Linked DNA regions of Homo sapiens: region 1 is linked to region 2. Evidence: chromatin loops called from intact Hi-C (ENCODE). Cell type or tissue: adrenal gland. All regions are shown on one strand. Links, peaks and the distances in the headings refer to the core of each region. The heading gives the core; the rest is flanking DNA.

Region 1 (8,332 bases), core at 47-8,046, 840 kb after region 2:
CAAACCAGGCAATAGAATTCATATTTACCTTTTGCCAAGTTGAGACATTAAAAAGCCAATCTTGGTACTTCTTTAATAGCTAGTTAAATTGAGTAACTTTCCATCTGTCTGTTAGGCATCTAAACTTCTTCTTTTGTAAACTGCCTGTCTGCCAGACAGGTCAAACTGAGTAACACTAAGATGACCTCTGCTGATCAAATGTTTTCATCTCCAAGGGGACTTAACTGAGCTATTAATGTGGATGCCTCAGCTCTGTAACTCTGGAGAGACTGAAACTGCCTTTGGCCTCTACTTGGTCTTGAGATATGGTCTACAACATTTCCCTTTACGTGAATGACAGACAGCCCTAAAATCTGTCGACAATTTGACCCCATGCTTGGGTGCACTGTGAGCCTAGTGAATTATAGCAAGGAAAGGGGATGATTATCTTAAATCATGGACAAAATCCTATTTGGGCCAGTACACTTTGCTTATGAGTAGCTCTACATTAAAATTTAAATATTAGGTTGGCAGCTATTTTCTTTCAGCATTTAGAAATATCAACCTGGGTTGATGCAGTGGCTCATGCCTGTAATCCCAGCAATTTGGGAGGCCAACGTGGGTGGACTGCTTGAGCCCAGGAGTTTGAGACCAGCCTGGGCAACATAGCGAGACCATGTCTCTACAAAAAAGTGAAAAAATTAGCCAGTCATGGTGTCCCACACCTGTAGTCCCAGCTACTCGAGAGGCTGAGGTGGGAGGATCGCTGGAGCCTGGAAGATTGAGGCTACAGTGAGCTGTGATTGTGCCACTGCATTCCAGTCTGGGTAACAGAGCAAGACTCTGTCTCAAAAAACAAAACAAAACAAACAAACAAAAAAAAACAAAGAAAGAAAGAAAAAGAAAAAAGAAAAAAAAAAAGAAATTCCGAACCCTGGGTGCAATCCTTGTAAACAGGTTTTGTGAGGGAGACTGCACATAGCATATGGATGGATGCTAAACCATCACTCTTGCTAGAAAACCACGTCAGCCCATACACCCACCCAGCTGACAGGGAGTGATTCAACAGTAGCATTCAAGAGGAGTGCCATGTGATGATGTTTATCTCTCATAGCTAGATTTGTAGAGATGTTTGGAACAGTCGACTTACTTTAAGCTAAATGCCAAGGATCAGAAAAAATAAGATTCACCTTTTAGGGTCTCCATCTCATCTTTGGAATATATACATCTATGAATTTGCTACTTGTGTTATCAAAGTTTAATTTTCCTATGATAGTGAAATATTATAATTAATTACCTTATGATACAGACAGAGGCATAGTATTAATGGACCCTACAAGCAATCACAGGATTTCCACACAGCAGGAGGAGGAGCACAGGAGAGGAATAAACCCAGGCAGCAGAACTATCAGTAGTGGGCTGGACAGGATGAGAATTTGTTTTTTGTTTGTTTGTTTTGGGGGTACATATCAGTTTCCAGGGGAGCTTGTAGAGCTTGAAAGAGCCTTCAGATGATCAACTGAGAATCATCTCTCTATGGTCTAAAGTACTGGCAGCACATCCCCCAATCCTTTTTTTGGGCTATCTAAAGACACCTAAGAGTGGATTTAAAAAGTCTATGCAAACAAGAGAAAAAGATTTCTCCTGTATTTTATGTGGTTTGCCCTTCTGTTTTCCTCTCTTCCTACACCTTCTGAAATATACTTGTCTTGAACTGCCATGGCTTCCAACTCTAAAGTCAAAGTACTATCACTGCATCTCTGAGGTTCACTGCAGCTCATTAAAAAGGTTAGCTATATTTCATTTCTGTTTAAAGAGAAATTAATTGGCCCTACTCCCAAACTAACTTTTGTGTATCTAAACATCATGCTACTTATAAACAATATTTTTGTCAAAAGTAAAATTCCAAGGATGTCTATGTGAACATAAACAACATTGAGGTCAGAATCATCATGGCCAGCAATATCACCAAGGCTTGTCAACTGGGTTCTTTCATAAGAGAGCTAGAAACATTAATTCTTTGTTTTATTTGATGGGGATGCATCTGGGAAACTGCATTAAATATCTCTGAATTTTCCAAGAAACCAGGTCATCTCTTCAATTCTTTTAGCTGTTCATAAAACAAAAACCTATTAAATATGATACTTGTAACTAGAAGAACTTTGAAGGAGAAGTCACATGAGCAATTATCTATTTTTTGGAGAGAAACTGGGGGGAAAAGAGTGGTGCAGAAAGAATGGATTTAACAATATAACCACATTACGTCAACATGTTTTTCTTGAGCACTAAGTATGTGCAAGGTGCACCATATGCTACAGAAAGGAACAAAACTCTGCCTCTATATCAGAAAGCTTTCCCATCTCACAGCAGCTTGTCTCTTCTTGCTCAAATTTTAAGTTAGTGGTCTATTTTCACTCAGTCTTTTCTCATCCTGGATAACTGACCAGAATGTGCTATATATATGTCAAGATTTTAAAAAAAAAAGCTTAAATGATGGTTTTATTTTGAATTAGCCATATAACTTTTCTGTGCCTCAGTTTCCCAATCTATAAATAAGGTTGGTTAACGATCTAAAAAGTCCTTTCTAAGTGGAAAAAATTCAATGATTCATTCATTCACATTTATGTTAACTGTCTATTACATGCCAGGAACTGTTTTAGGTCCTGGTGATACATCAGGGAACAACAGAGACAGAGTCCCTGCCCTCATAGTACTTCCATTTTAATGGAAGGAGACAGACTAAACAAATAAATAAATATACAAACAGAGTATCAGATGGTGACCCATTCTATTGATAAAGCAGGGCAAAAGCAGTAGAAAGTACAGGGGCTGTGGGGAGTGTCAGTGATCAAAGAAGGCCTCACTGATGTTCAGCCACTGTGCAATCCAGGGAGGGGTAACCTCACGTGCAAAGGCCCTGAGGTGGTGGCATGCCTGGTGGGTCTAAGGAAGGCCAAGGAGACCAAGGTGTGTGAAGGCAAAAAAAGGGGAAGACAGAAAAGGCAAGAGGTAGTAGCGGCCAGACCACATGAGGCTCTTTAGCCAATTTTGATGTTGTAAATCTACACTTTAAGCCAGGTGTACAGCTAGGTGTTTGTAGTTTATCAAAGTCCCTACTGTGAGGACTTTGATAAAGACAGTGATAAAGTGGCCACAGTAGGGACTTTGATAAAGACAAACTACAAAGCCTTAACTGTCATCTGGTTTAGACTGTAGACTTCCAACATCAAAAATTGGTTACAGTTTGATAAGAAATTAACTCATATATGAAAATATTAGATTGTACTTGAAAAGTACTTACTTCCTGAAGTCTAACCCTATTTCCCTGAATTTCATTATTAAGTAACACTGGAAATTCTCAGGATGTATCACAAAAATGATCATGACTCACTCGGCAGATGTGTACAGCCACTGCCAAAAACAACAGGACTTGGGGAACCAGGGCCACGCTATAGCAATGCCTGACCAGGCAGCCCCTGCCTCTTGAGGGCTCCCCTAGTTCTGGGCTCACTGGCCAAGAGGGGGCAGAACATCACATGCAAGTCTCAAAGAGAAAGACTTAACACATCCTCTAAGCTCGTTTTAAATTAGTTGCAGCAGCACAAACTCACAGAAATATTCACTTTTACTTTTTAGTGTCACTGTGGGCCAATATAACCAGAGTTTCGTAAAAAGTCTTGGTGAACTTCGACATTTATAAATTCCAGAGACAGGCTGAGAAAGAAAGTCACCAAGGGTCATGAAACATTTGGCAAGAAAGTAAAGGAAGAAGTGGGGGCATTGTCCTGAGAACCCGGCATCTGACCCGGCCCTGAGCCTGACCTCATCCTCTCCTCCTTGAGGTCTTCCTCAGCCCCTTCTCAGAATGTGGGCCCCCTACCCTGCAGCTCCCTATGGTCACCAGTGTGGTGTAGTACATGACACCTGCAGATACCTCAACTAAGCCCTACTGCATCTAAGTTTTTTGGTTTTTTGGTTTGTTTTTTGAGACAGGGTCTCACTCTGTCACCCAGGCTGGAATGCAGTGGCGTAATCTCGGCTCACTGCAACCTCTGCCCCCCAGGTTCAAGTGATTCTCTGGCCTCAGCCTCTGGAGTCGCTGGGATTACAGGTGCCCACCACCACGCCTGGCTAATTTTTGTATTTTTAGTAGAGACGGGGTTTCCCCATGTTGGCCAGGCTGGTCTCAAACTTCTGACCTCAAGTGATCCGCCCATCTCGGCCTCCCAAATTGCTGGGGTTATAGGTGTGAGCCACCACACCCAGCCTGCATTTATGTTTTAAGAGGAGGAGAAGTAGTGGGTGAAGACAGCTGTACTTTCAAAAAAAAGTATTACAAAGCAGGTCCAGTTGAGATCCAATCTTTAAGAAAGCAGCATGATTTCCTCAGGCTCCTGAACTCATTTCGCAGATTGTGGCAATGAACTTTTCTAACTCAAACTTTAGGAATTAGGAATTAGAAAGAAAGGCCATCACCACAAGAGATTGGGTGTCTGGCTGTCAGAGGTCTTCTGGGCCATCTTTACCTCTGTGAATTCGCCAAGTGTCTGAGGCCAACTATACCCAGCCACCTCACCAACCTGGTCTCATCAGGGCTGACTGAACTCGGGGATTATGACTCATGCTAATAAAATTCTCAGAGCTCAATATGCAAACCCATATATTTACTGATTTTACCTAAGAAAGGCAACTGTCAGGAGGACCTGATGCTCCTATTTCTGATCAGCACATTCCTTCCCCGCAGCAGGATAGAAGGATGTTAGAAGCTACAAATCTGAAGCCAGATGCAGGCGTGCTGAGAGAGGGAACTGGAACGCAAACCCAAGTCCATCAGACTCCAGAGCCCAGCTCTGAAGCAGCTGGTTCCATCCCAGTGACTCCCACAATGGCACAGCTGCTCTATTTCACTGGGTTGAAGGAGTGACAAATACTAAAGCAGCATTAGACCTTGATACTTCTGGGACCTGGGCCTTTCTATGTTGTCTATGGGAAGGGACTGGTGTGGATTCATTCATACACACGACATTTACAGACCTGGGATGAAGGGATAAAGTCCCCATCCTCCTTCAGATGCTCAGACTGAGAATGGAGACTGTGTAGGAGAAATCAGAACATCATGCAGCCCATGCTACAGGTGTGGTGGATGAAGGCTGATAAAGAACCACCAGGGAAAAGCACCTAATCCAGCATCAGAGCATCAGAGGGGGAGAGAAAGGACTCTAGGGACAGGTGACACCATGCACAAGCCTTCCAGAATTACACAGAGGTACAGAGTCACTGAAAGAATAAGCTGGCAGATGAAACAATACATTAAAGGCACAAAAGTGTGACATTGTGGGAATCATAAAGTGTTGCACGTGGATAAAGTACAGGGTACATGTTGGGGAGAGCTAAGAAACAAGGGATGGAGCAAGGTCCAGGTTGCTGCAAAGTTTGAATTTTTACCAAAGGTAAGGAGGCACCATTAAAGGATTCTGAGCTGCAATCTTTAAGATGAGATTTGATTTTCAGAGATCATTCCGGTAGGGGTATAGACTAACTCAGGGAAAGGCTGCCAGACTGGTGTCTGGGAGGCAGGTTACGGTGTTATTACAGTCAATAAGACAAGGCAATGAGGAGGTACAGGAGGGAACAAATCCAGGCAGAGTTATGTATTGGGTGAAATTCACCCCTGATATTTCACGTAGGTTCTTTTCTATTTTCCCTAAGTGTCGGCCGGTCTGAGAAATAAAGGGAAAGAGTACAAAAGAGAAATTTTAAAGCTGGAGACATCACATGTCGGCAGGTTCTGTGATGCCCCCTGAGCAGTAAAACCAGCAAGTTTTTATCAGTGATTTTCAAAAGGGGAGGGAGTGTATGAATAGGGTGTGGGTCACAGACATCACATGCTTCACAAGGTAGTAAGATATCACAAGGTAAATGGAGGCAGGGCAAGATCACAGGACCATAAGACTGAGGCAAAATTAAAATTGCTAATGAAGTTTCGGGCATGCATTGTCACTGATAACATCTTATCAGGAGACAGGGTTTGAAAGCAGACAACCGGTCTGACCAAAATTTATTAGGAGGGAATTTCCTCGTCCTAATAAGCCTGGGAGCGCTACAGGAGACTGGGGCTTATTTCTTCCCTACAGCAGTGACCGTAAAAGACAGCCACCCCCAAAGCAGCCATTTTAGAGGCCTACCCTCAGGGACGCATTCTCTTTCTCAGGGATGTTCCTTGCTGAGAAAAACAATTCAGCGATATTTCTCCCATTTGCTTTAGAAAGAAGAGACATATGGCTCTGTTTCCCCCCCGGCTCACCGGCAGTCAGAGTTTAAGGTTATCTCTCTTGTTCCTTGAACATTGCTGTTATCCTGTTCTTTTTTCAAGCAGCCCAGATTTCATATTGTTCAAACACACATGCTCTACAAACAATTTGTGCAGTTAACACAATCATCACAGGGTCCTGAGGTGACATACATCCTCCTCAGCTTATGAAGATGATGGGATTAAGAGATTAAAGTAAAGACAGGCATAGGAAATCACAAGGGTATTCATTGGGGAAGTGATAAGTGTCCCTGAAATCTTCACAATTTATGTTCAGAGATTGCAGTAGAGACAGGCATAAGAAATTATAAAAGTATTAATTTGGGGAACTAATAAATGTCCATGAAATCTTCACAATTTATGTTCTTCTGCCATGGCTTCAGCCGGTCCCTCCGTTCGGGGTCCCTGACCTCCCGCAACAGTTATGAAAGCAGGATGGGCTGGGGTAGGTAAGGAAAAAAGATAGGTCTCGAATAGCTTCTGTGTTTCTCATTTGGGCAAACTGGCAGAGCCAATGAACAAGATGGGAACTGAGATGTTGGTTTTAGACACGGTGGATCTGGGATAAGATCTCCTGCGGGCAGGGGCATATATGGGCCTGGAGCTTAGCAGGTTGGACTGGGACAGAAGCTGGGAAGAACAGCAGCAATGTTCAGGCATTATCCCATGAGTGCCAGGTCACCCAGAAGCTCAGCAGCCTGGAGACATGTGCTGAGTGCCTGTGGGGTGCCAGGCATCTAATCCAATTCCTCTAATGCAGACCCTTGGCAACTTTGTGACAAGGGCATCACCATCCCATTTCACATGAGAGAAGACAGGATCTGACGGGCTAAGTATCTTGCCATGGTCTCATGGCTGGTAAGTGACCAAACTGGAAGTCAAACTCAGGCTCCTGATGTCAGAACCAACTCTCTTGCACCATGCTCCTCCCAACAGGCTGCACAAGTGATATCATTTTACAGTCATTTAACATATTAAGATCCAAAAAACCAAATGCATTTAAAAAAAATAAATCTCATTTTAAAACAATCTCCAAGCTCTAAAGCACATATATGGGGACGAGATGGTAAACCTCATGTTCCCTAAAACATCCTTGATTTTGGCAAAATTTGTATGGTAACTTTTAAAGAATGGGTTGATGTAAATAATATAGGCATTATTAGCACTTAGACTGATTTCTTATCTAAGAAAATAAGGGTTTATGAAACATAACATCCTTAAAACCAATCCTGAGGCTACTTTTGATTCTGCCGTTAATACAAAATTGTACCTTTCAAATGTCCACCCATCATAGCTCTTGTACATCGCAGATTCTTGGCAATGGCTTATTTATCTTATCTGTTCTGAACCAAAAATTCAAACCTGGTAATCATGTAGGAGGATACTTTCCTAGACTGACACCTCTTCTTCATGAACTATGCCACAACTTGCAACTTGCCATGTAATTCCACAATAGCAGTTATAGAAAGGATGACAAGGATGTTGAATAATTAAGTGTTCCATACATGTCTGTTTTGCGAGCAGTGGCCCAGACAAGTTACACTATCCAAAGATGGGCTTGCCCAGGGTTCTCCTTAGATCAAGACAAGAGGATGAGAGAGAACCACACCAGCACTCATGTACAAACAGCCTTACTAATTCATCTAAGGTGGATTAATTTTTGACACCAAAGATAACAGCAGAACATGAGGAATCTGAGGAACAACTGGCTCAGAGAGTGTGATATTGTTTCAATAGGTCTATGGCATTAAGGGGCACAAGAACCTGTTCCGTCTCCCAAAGACATGCTTAGATGCTTTTGCGTCTTCACATATTTGCAACATCTAATCCCAAAGACTCTTGGTTTCCAATTGATTCTTAAAGTCAGTCTCTGCCACTTGCTGCTGAGGACAAGATTTCTTCTATATTCTTAAACCTTAGTTTACTTCTTTGCAGATTTTAGGTAACAATGTCTGTCTGCACTGCTCTGCCCAGATGACAAGGGCTGCTAGGATAATTAAATGAGGTAACACACGAAAGCACTGCATATTCTGGGAACTATAT
Region 2 (8,332 bases), core at 160-8,159:
CAATAACGTGGCTGAATCTCAAAAATAGTTTGCTGAGCATAAGAAACCACACACAAAAGATTATATACCCTATGATTCCATTTATGTGAAATCCTAGAACAGGCCAACTAATCTATGATGGAAAAAAATCACATTGGGAAGCTGGGGCAGGAGGATCACTTGAAGCCAGGAGTTTGAGACCAGCCTGGGCAACATAGCAAGACCTCATCTCTACAAAAAATTTAACAATGAGGGCAGGTTGCAGTAGCACACACCTGTAATCCCAGCGCTTTGGGAAGCTGAGGCAGGTGGATCACCTGAAGTCAGGAGTTCGAGACCAGCCTGACCAACATGGTGAAACCCCATATCTACTAAAAATACAAAATTTGCTGGGCGTGGTGGTGCACACCTATAATCCCAGCTATTTAGGAGGCTGTGGCAGGAGAATCACTTGAACCCAGTAGGCAGAGATTGCAGTGAGCCAAGATTGTGCCACTGGACTCCAACCTGGGTGACAGAGCAAAACTCCGTCTCAAAAATAAATAAATAAATAAATAAAAATAAATTTAAAAAAATTTTTAAATTAGCTGAGTGTGGTGGCACGCACCTGTAGTCCCAGCTACTTGTGAGGCTGAGATAGGAGGATCGTTTGAATCCAGGAGGTTGAAGCTGCAGTGAGCTATGATTGCACCACTGCACTCCAGCCTGGGCAACAGAGTGAGACTTTGTCTCTTAAAAAAAAAAAAAAAGTGTCAGAGCACTGGGATGGGGGCAGGGATTGACTGACATAGGGGAATTTCTGGGGCTATGGAAATGTTCTGTATTTATTTTTCTTCCCTAAGTCCTTGTCTCAAGAGGTCCTGTATCTTGATGGGGGTTTGGGTTACACGAGTGTATACATTGTCAAGATTCATCGAGTGATAAGATTTGTGCATTTCTTGATATTTAACTGTTAGGGAAAAGAAAAGCATTTAAAAAATATAAAGCCCTTCCGTGGTTCCCTGTCCTGATCACTAAGCCTCCCTATGGACCTGAGCTGCTTAGTCTTATGTTTAGGGTACTGCGTAAGCTGACCCTAAACTTGCTTCTTGGGCTGACTTCCCAGTACACCTCTCCATGCCCCAGCTATTCCTCTCTGCTCACGGGTCCTAGATTGGGCCCTGCTTTGGCTCATGCCATGTCCCCTCCCTGAAATGTCTTCGTCTCCGTTCTCCTCCCGCCGAATCATACCCTCCTTTCAAGGCTTGATGCTGCCCCCCAGTGAAGCTGTCCTTGACGTCCCCAACAGTTTCCTGAGCAGATCTGGATGGAGGCTTCTTTCACACCACCATGTACTGTCCCACTCACTGGGTCACCCCGCCTCCCTATGCACCTGAGCTCCTTGGGGTTCCTTTATGTCTGCCTTTGCGCAGCACTTGGTTCAATGTCCTACACTGTGGGTGTTCAGGAATTGAATACTAAAGTGCATTGGTGTAATCCCAGCACCTTGGGAAGCCGAGGCGGGCAAATCTTGGGGTTGGAAGTTCGAGACCAGCCTGGCCAACATGGTGAAACTCCGTCTCTACTAAAAATACAAAAATTAGTTGGGTGTGGTGGCATGTGCCTGTAATCCCAGCTACTCAGGAGGCTGAGGCAGGATAATTGCTTCAACCTAGGAGGCAGAGGTTGCAGTGAGCCAAGATCGTGCCACTGCACTCCAGCCTGGGCAACAAAGCAAGACTCTGTCTTGAAAAAAAAATTTTTGTTTAAATAAAAAAAAAAATTAAAGTGTATTGGGAGGAGGGGGTGTTCAGAACTCTAAGATGTCAGAGTTTCTTTCTGGGGGATGTGGGGAAAAGCTACATTTACCCCCAGGCTGCCCTTGACCTTGACCCAAAATGCCCCCTCCTCACTCAGCCCAGGCAGTAGTCTGAAATGTGCAAAAAACAAAAACAAAAACAAACAAACAAAAACCAAACTTCTTCAGAGCAGGCTTTTCAGTGTTCCCAACTGCTCAAGGAGTAGGTAGGTGTAGGTGCCAGGCTGGGCGTAAGCAGGCTGCTCCTGAACAGGTCCCCAGACCCGTTTCCCTTTCCCCCTGTGCCCAGGTCTGTTTCCAGCTGGGGAAATGGGTGTGGGACTGGCCATGAGGTCAGTGGCCCTGGATCCTGCCAGGCGTTGCCTTATAACTTATGGCTTTTGTCCAGGCGGGTCCTAACTGGTCTCCCCGCTTCCCTGTTCAGTTTATTCTCAATGTACCAACCAGAGCAACCCTTGAAAGACATAACTCTCTGCTCAAAGCTTTCAGTGCCTCCCATTTTAGTCAGAGGAAAAGCCAAGTTCTTATGTTGGCCAACAAGGTCTTTCCCGGTACAGTTCCAATTTGCCTCTCTCATCTCCTCTCCTATCACTCCGTACAATGTCCCCTCCTGCCACACTGGTCTTACAGTACCTCAGTCACTCCAGGCATGCCCCTGCCTCAGGTCCTTTGCACCTGAGCTGTTCCCTCTGCCTGGAATCTTCTCCCAGATATCCACATGGCTTAGTCCCTCATCTCCTTCAAGCTTTGCTCAAACATCGGACTCTCAGAGATACCTCCCCTGATTTGAAATTGCAACCCCCTTCCAGTGCCCATCACCCTGCCAAGTATTTTTTCCTTAACTTTTATCAGCTTCTAACATACCGTTTAACATACATTGTAACCATCTTGTTTATTGCCTTTCCCCTTTTCCTCTACCCCATTGGATTTATGCTCCATCAGGACCGTGCTTTTTCTGTTTGGGTCACTAATCTGTCTTAAGGGCTCAGAACAGTGCCTGACATGGTAGCTGTGAGATTGCAGGGATGGCCCAGATCCTGAGAGGGCCCTGCCCCAAGTATATGTGTCCAGTCCTGGGAAAGGGCTCTGTCGTGCTCACATGGCTGCCCAAGTCCCAAACCACAGCCTTTCAGAGAGATCGGGAGCTCAGAAGACCTCGGCCAGGTCTCTCTTAGCATCCACCACCCTGCACCCAGCATACTTGTCAGTCTCTCCTGAGAGCTGGGACCTACCTGCTCCCTTCTGTCCCCACAGCCTCCAGCCCAATAGTTGCTCAGTGCAGCTTTGAACTGGAACAATGCCCTCTTTTACAGCTGGAGAAACTGAGGCCCCAAGAGGGTAGGGGACTTTGGTAATTCTGCGCCAGTCAGGATTTGAACCCAAGTTTCTTTTCTCCCAGCCCAGAACTTTCCCCAGCACAGTGGAGGGTGCATATGCAGAATGAAGGTACATGGAAAAAGCTGAGGCCTCACAGGGTGCTCCAGGCCCTGCTTCTGCTCTCACCCCAAGCTCACCTACCAACACAAAGCCACAGAGAATCCAGGTTCTGCCCACTCACCCCTGTCCACAACAAGGAGGGCAGCCAAGGCCAGGGCGATTACCCACTGGCGGACGGCCATGCTGATCCTGGGATAGTGTAGCCTGAGCTGGCTGGGGCCTGCGCCTGAGGAAGGATGGGGGCCTATTTATAGTGCCGCTCTCCTAATCTTATCTTATCTAGGGCCAGATGGAGAGACCAGAGTTAATCTTTGCACGCTGACATCCGGAAAGGGCTTGCTCTAGGTGCAGATGCTGAGCTTTTGATGAGATGGGGCTGTGGCCATGGGGCTGGCAGGTTTCCAGAGTGACAAAAAGTTTGGACAACTTGCAAAGCTGACTCCAATCTGAGGGTTGGAGCAAGGAGAGGAAAGTTGAAGTAGAAAGAGAGAGAGTTCAAGGCAGAGAGAAGGGGAAAGAGATAGAGAAAGAGAGAAAGGAAAAAAGCAACTGGAAGATGGCAGGAGGCAGAGAAGGGGGCTGGAGCCTGGATTCCTTTGCCAGTGCCTCCAGCAACCAACTCTGGGACCTCGGTAGAGCCACTTTTCTTAACTGGGCCTCAGATCACCCATGCACGAAGTGGAGATGAGACTTTTGGCTCTGCCTTTCTCCCAGGCTGCTGTGAGGATGGCGGCGGTGATAGCAGACGGGAAAACATTTTGCAGAATATGAAATGAGCTGTAAACGTAAGCAGAAATGATCATTTTTACTTACTTTTATTTCACTTATTTTTTTGTACCGCAAAGTGGGCACAACTAACAGGCAAAACAAAGGCAAAATAAAACATTAAAAGGAAGATGCCTTCTTGCTTTGCAGGTATTATGTGTTCATTTGCTTTTTTTTTTTTTGAGACAGAGTCTCACACTGTTGCCCGGGCTGGTGTGCCTGGCGCGATCTCGGCTGGCTGCAACCCCTGCCTCCTGGGTTCAAGCGATTCTCCTGCCTCAGCCTCCTGAGTAGCTAGGATTACAGGCACCTGCCACCTGCCCAGCTAACTTTTTGTATTTTTAGTAGAGACGGGGTTTCACTATGTTGGCCAGGCTGATCTCGAACTCCTGACCTCGTGATCTGCCTGCCTCGGCCTCCCAAAGTGCTGGGATTATAGGCATGAGTCACTGCACGCGGCCTCATCTGTATCTTCATAGGTTAAATAAAGACAAGATTCTTTTAAAGAAAAATCAGTTTCTAAAACTCCCCCATACTTACATAGTATACATTAATAAGTCATTTGGATATTTGCTCTCAAAGAATTTCTGATATATAAAATACATTTTATTTACATACACGTTTCTCTAATTCATTTAGATCAGTGTTTTTCAGCTCTGTCTGCAGATTGGATTTCCCTGGGGGAGAATTTACAAATACAGATGCTGAGCTTCGCTCTGAAATATTTAAATCAGAATCTGTGTTTTTTTTTTTTAAAGAAAAACTTTATTTCGAAAGATTTCAAGCCTGCAGATAAGTTGCAAGAATATTCCAATGACAAGGCGAAGGATTCTTGTTTGAGGACAGCCCCAGCCAGGTGCGGTGGCTCATGCCTGTAATCCTAACACTTGGGAGGCTGAGGCAGGAGGATTGCTTGAGCCCAGAAATTAGAGACCAGCCTGGGCAATATAGCAAGACCCCAACTCTAAAAAAAAATTTTTTTTTTAATTAAAAAAAGAACAGTCCCTTTGGGGACACCAGCCATCCAGTCACCTCTACAGACCCATAGAAGCCCCAGACCTGTGGCCAAGACTAGCTTGAGGCCCCCAGTGATCCTTGACTCAGCTTCAAGATCCTTCCGTTCCTCCTTAGGAAACTGCACAGTCCCAGGGATGCCTCTGAGGCAGGTGGCAGCTATCTTTCCATTGCTTAGGCAGGTAGAGAAAATATTTAATGATGACTTCCTGTCCTAAAGCAAAAACGCCATCTTATAAAAGGGGAATTGGACTTTAAAGGTCATCTTGGGGCCAGGCACCATGGCTCACACCTGTAATCCCAGCACTTTGGGAGGAGGCTGAGGCGGGTGCATTCACTTGAGGTCAGGAGTTCGAGACCAGCCCTGGTCAACATGGTGACACCCATCTCTACCAAAAATACAAAAAATTAGCCAGGCGTGGTGGCGCATACCTGTAATCCCAGCTACTCAGGAGGCTGAGGCAGGAGAATTGCTTGAACCTGGGAGGTGGAGGGTGCAGTGAGCCAAGGTTGTGCCACTGCATTCCAGCCTGGTGACAGAGCGAGAAACTGCCTAAATAAATAAATAAATAAATAAATAAATAAAAATAGGCTTGGTGTGGTGGCTCACGCCTGTAATCCTAGCACTTTGGGAGGCCAAGCTGCATGGATCACCTGAGGTCAGGAGTTCGAGACCAGGCTGGCTGACATGGTGAAACCCCATCTCTACTAAAAATACACACACACACACACACACACACACACACACACACAAATTAGCTGGGTGTGGTGGCGTGTGCCTGTAATCTCAGTTACTTGGGAGGCTGAGGGAGGAGAATTACTTGAACTAGGGAGGCGGAGGTTGAAGTGAGCCGAGATTGCGCCACTGCACTCCAGCCTGGGTGATGGAGCCAGACGGTCTCAAAATAAATAAATAGATACATAAATAAATAAAATAATAAAATAAAAAATAATGGTCATCTGGGTTTCATCTCCCTTCTTCCACTAGGGCTTTCCTACAGCAGCCCCACTGGGAGGTCATTCATGGTGATGGGGAGCTCACTACCTACCAGTTTCGTTGTTGGATGGCTTCGAACAAAGACAGTCCTTCCTCACACAAGAGGTCTGCCTCCCTGAGAGTCCTTGGGGCTTATAGCTTTGTCTCTGGCCTCCTGTACTTGCATGAACCTCCTGTACTTGCACAAGCACCTTTAGGCTGAGCAGGTCTGCCATCTGCCTGCCTCCTACCCTTGCACATGTGAAGCTCCTGGGCCTCTCTCCATTTCTCATCTGATCACTGACAGGTCTGTCTGTCAGTGTCCCAGGTTACAGTGAGGAAGGGACAGAGGGGAGCAAAGGGATTTGATCCCTTCCTTGTTTTGGACCTTAGATTTCTATCCACGTGGCAGAAATGGCTACTGAACATTCTAGTTGCTGCAAGGAGCCAGGACGCTTGAATTTTGCATCCTTCAAAGTACAGAGTAAAGTCAAGGGCAGCCTGTGGAGTACTGAGCTCACTTACCATCCCAGCCCACCCCAAGGTCTCCTCTTCAGACAAATACCTTCTAGATTCACTCATAGTAACAAACTTCGTAATCTGTCATCCCATCAAAGTGTGAACCTAGCTCCTATATCCGACTGCTATTGAACAGCCCATTAAGGATGTCAGTGCATCCAAGAAAACCTCACCATTAATTCACCATTCATGTATTCAGTAAAAGTTTAACAAGCGGCTAAGTGCCATGCTCCATGCTGAGTGCTTGGATATGGCAGAGAGTGAGTCAGATACAGTTCCTGTCCTCCAGGAGCTTTGGTTAAGTAGAGGCACAGTACTGAACGGGCAGCAGCATTGTATCATCACTGCTGGAGTGAGTCCCATGAACCACACATGCTCTGTTCTGTGAGAGGATCCAAGAGTGACCTATCCATCTGAGATCAGAGACGCCAAGGGCTGAGTGGGCAGGGCAGGCTGTAGCCAAGTGGAACAGTGCTGCAGGTAGAGGAAACAGAATGTGTGAGAGCCCTGAGGCAAGAAGAAGCTTCTCACATCTGAAGAACAGAGAAGCCATGTGGGCAAAGTGGGGCCAGGGAGCCGGGGAGGGCCATGACAGGAGTCTGGAATGGTCAGTGGGGGCTAAATAAGCCTTGATCTCTGCTCCCCTGACCCACATCCCAGCAACCTCCGGCAGTGGAATCCCAGGCACTGACCCCTCAGCCTTGTTTGCCTTCCCATGGAGGGTCTAGGTTCTGCTTCCTACATAGCTCTTGAATCCATCCCTGCCCCTCCACACCCCCCACTCTACCCTAGTCCTGGCCACTGTTGTCTCCAACCTGGCCACCTCAATGGTGTCCTGTCTCATATCCCTGGCTCTCCACCTGCCACTCCAAATCACTCTGCACGCAGCGTCCCGGACAAGCGTCCTAAAGAGCAAAGCTGACCAGGTCATCTTGCCCAAAACACTGTAATGGCGTCCACTGCCAACAGGAAGAAGCCCAAACTCCTTAGCCTGGTGACCACACCCCTTCAACATCTGATCCCAACCCATCTTTCCAGCTTCACCTTCACCTTGCCCCACCCTGGACCTGCACTTCTTCAGTTCAACTGAACCCCTTGCACAATTTATTCTGTCTGCTGGCAATGCTGGGTCTCCCTTCTCTATCCCCCTACTCCCATCCTGTGAAACCTAGCTTAAACATTCCCTCTTCTGAAACCTTCCTAACTGCCTTTCACCAACAAGGTCATGACTGTTGTCACCCACCCTGAATGCCCCACTCGCATTGTGCCTTCTGTCTCCTCCATCCGTGTCTTCCCCCTGCACTTTGGTGGCCCTTGCTTATCCATCTGCTGACTAAGCTGCAAGCTGTCTGGGAAAAAGGACAATGTTTCAATTATCTCTATTGCCCTGGTGCCCAGTCCTGAGCGTGGGACACAGTAGGTGCTCAATAAGTGTTGAGGCTAGGCATGGTGGCTCATGCCTGTAATCCCAGCACTTTGGGAGGCTAAGGCAGGAGGATGGCTTGAGGCCAGGAGTTTGAGACCAGCCTGGGCAATGTAGTGAGACCCCATCTCTACAAATTTTTTAAAAATTAGCCAGGCAGTGTGGCACGTGCCTTGTAGTACCAGCTATTCTGGAGGCTAAGGCAGAAAGATTGCTTGAGCCTGGGAGGTAGAAGCTGCAGTAAGCTGTGATCACACCACTATACTCCAGCCTGGGTGACAGAGCGAGACCCTGTCTCAAAAAAATGTTGCGTGACAGATCCAAGAACGGGAAGAACACAGTGGGCCCAAGGGCAGAGATGGTGCCTGCTTTGGGAAAAGAGGAGGTAAGTGCTGATCCCTCCATGCCCCTGGGATGCCGT

What was found. Peaks named below come from ENCODE experiments on the same cell type or tissue, not always from the same donor. Only the 100,000 strongest peaks of a DNase experiment are listed, where the experiment ranks them.
Region 1: a loop joins it to region 2, with 8 times the contacts of the local background. A loop is called at or near these places in 1 of 110 quality-filtered maps.

The regions. Positions count from the first base shown.
Region 1 is chr9:32,391,109-32,399,440 of GRCh38, reverse strand. All of the region lies in intron 1 of ACO1 (aconitase 1), which reads right to left. Among named protein-coding and RNA genes, the nearest start is that of ACO1, 11 kb to the right of the region's middle. RefSeq lists an enhancer at 5,903-6,474. In adrenal gland, for the core only: no CTCF peak of the experiment used is centred there; a DNase peak (open chromatin) is centred at 3,467; H3K27ac peaks cover 4,629 bases.
Region 2 is chr9:33,235,273-33,243,604 of GRCh38, reverse strand. It overlaps SPINK4 (serine peptidase inhibitor Kazal type 4), which reads right to left and starts at 3,438. Exons shown (of 4, transcript NM_014471.3): 1 at 3,336-3,438. The coding sequence starts at 3,396. In adrenal gland, for the core only: no CTCF peak of the experiment used is centred there; a DNase peak (open chromatin) is centred at 3,421; H3K27ac peaks cover 803 bases.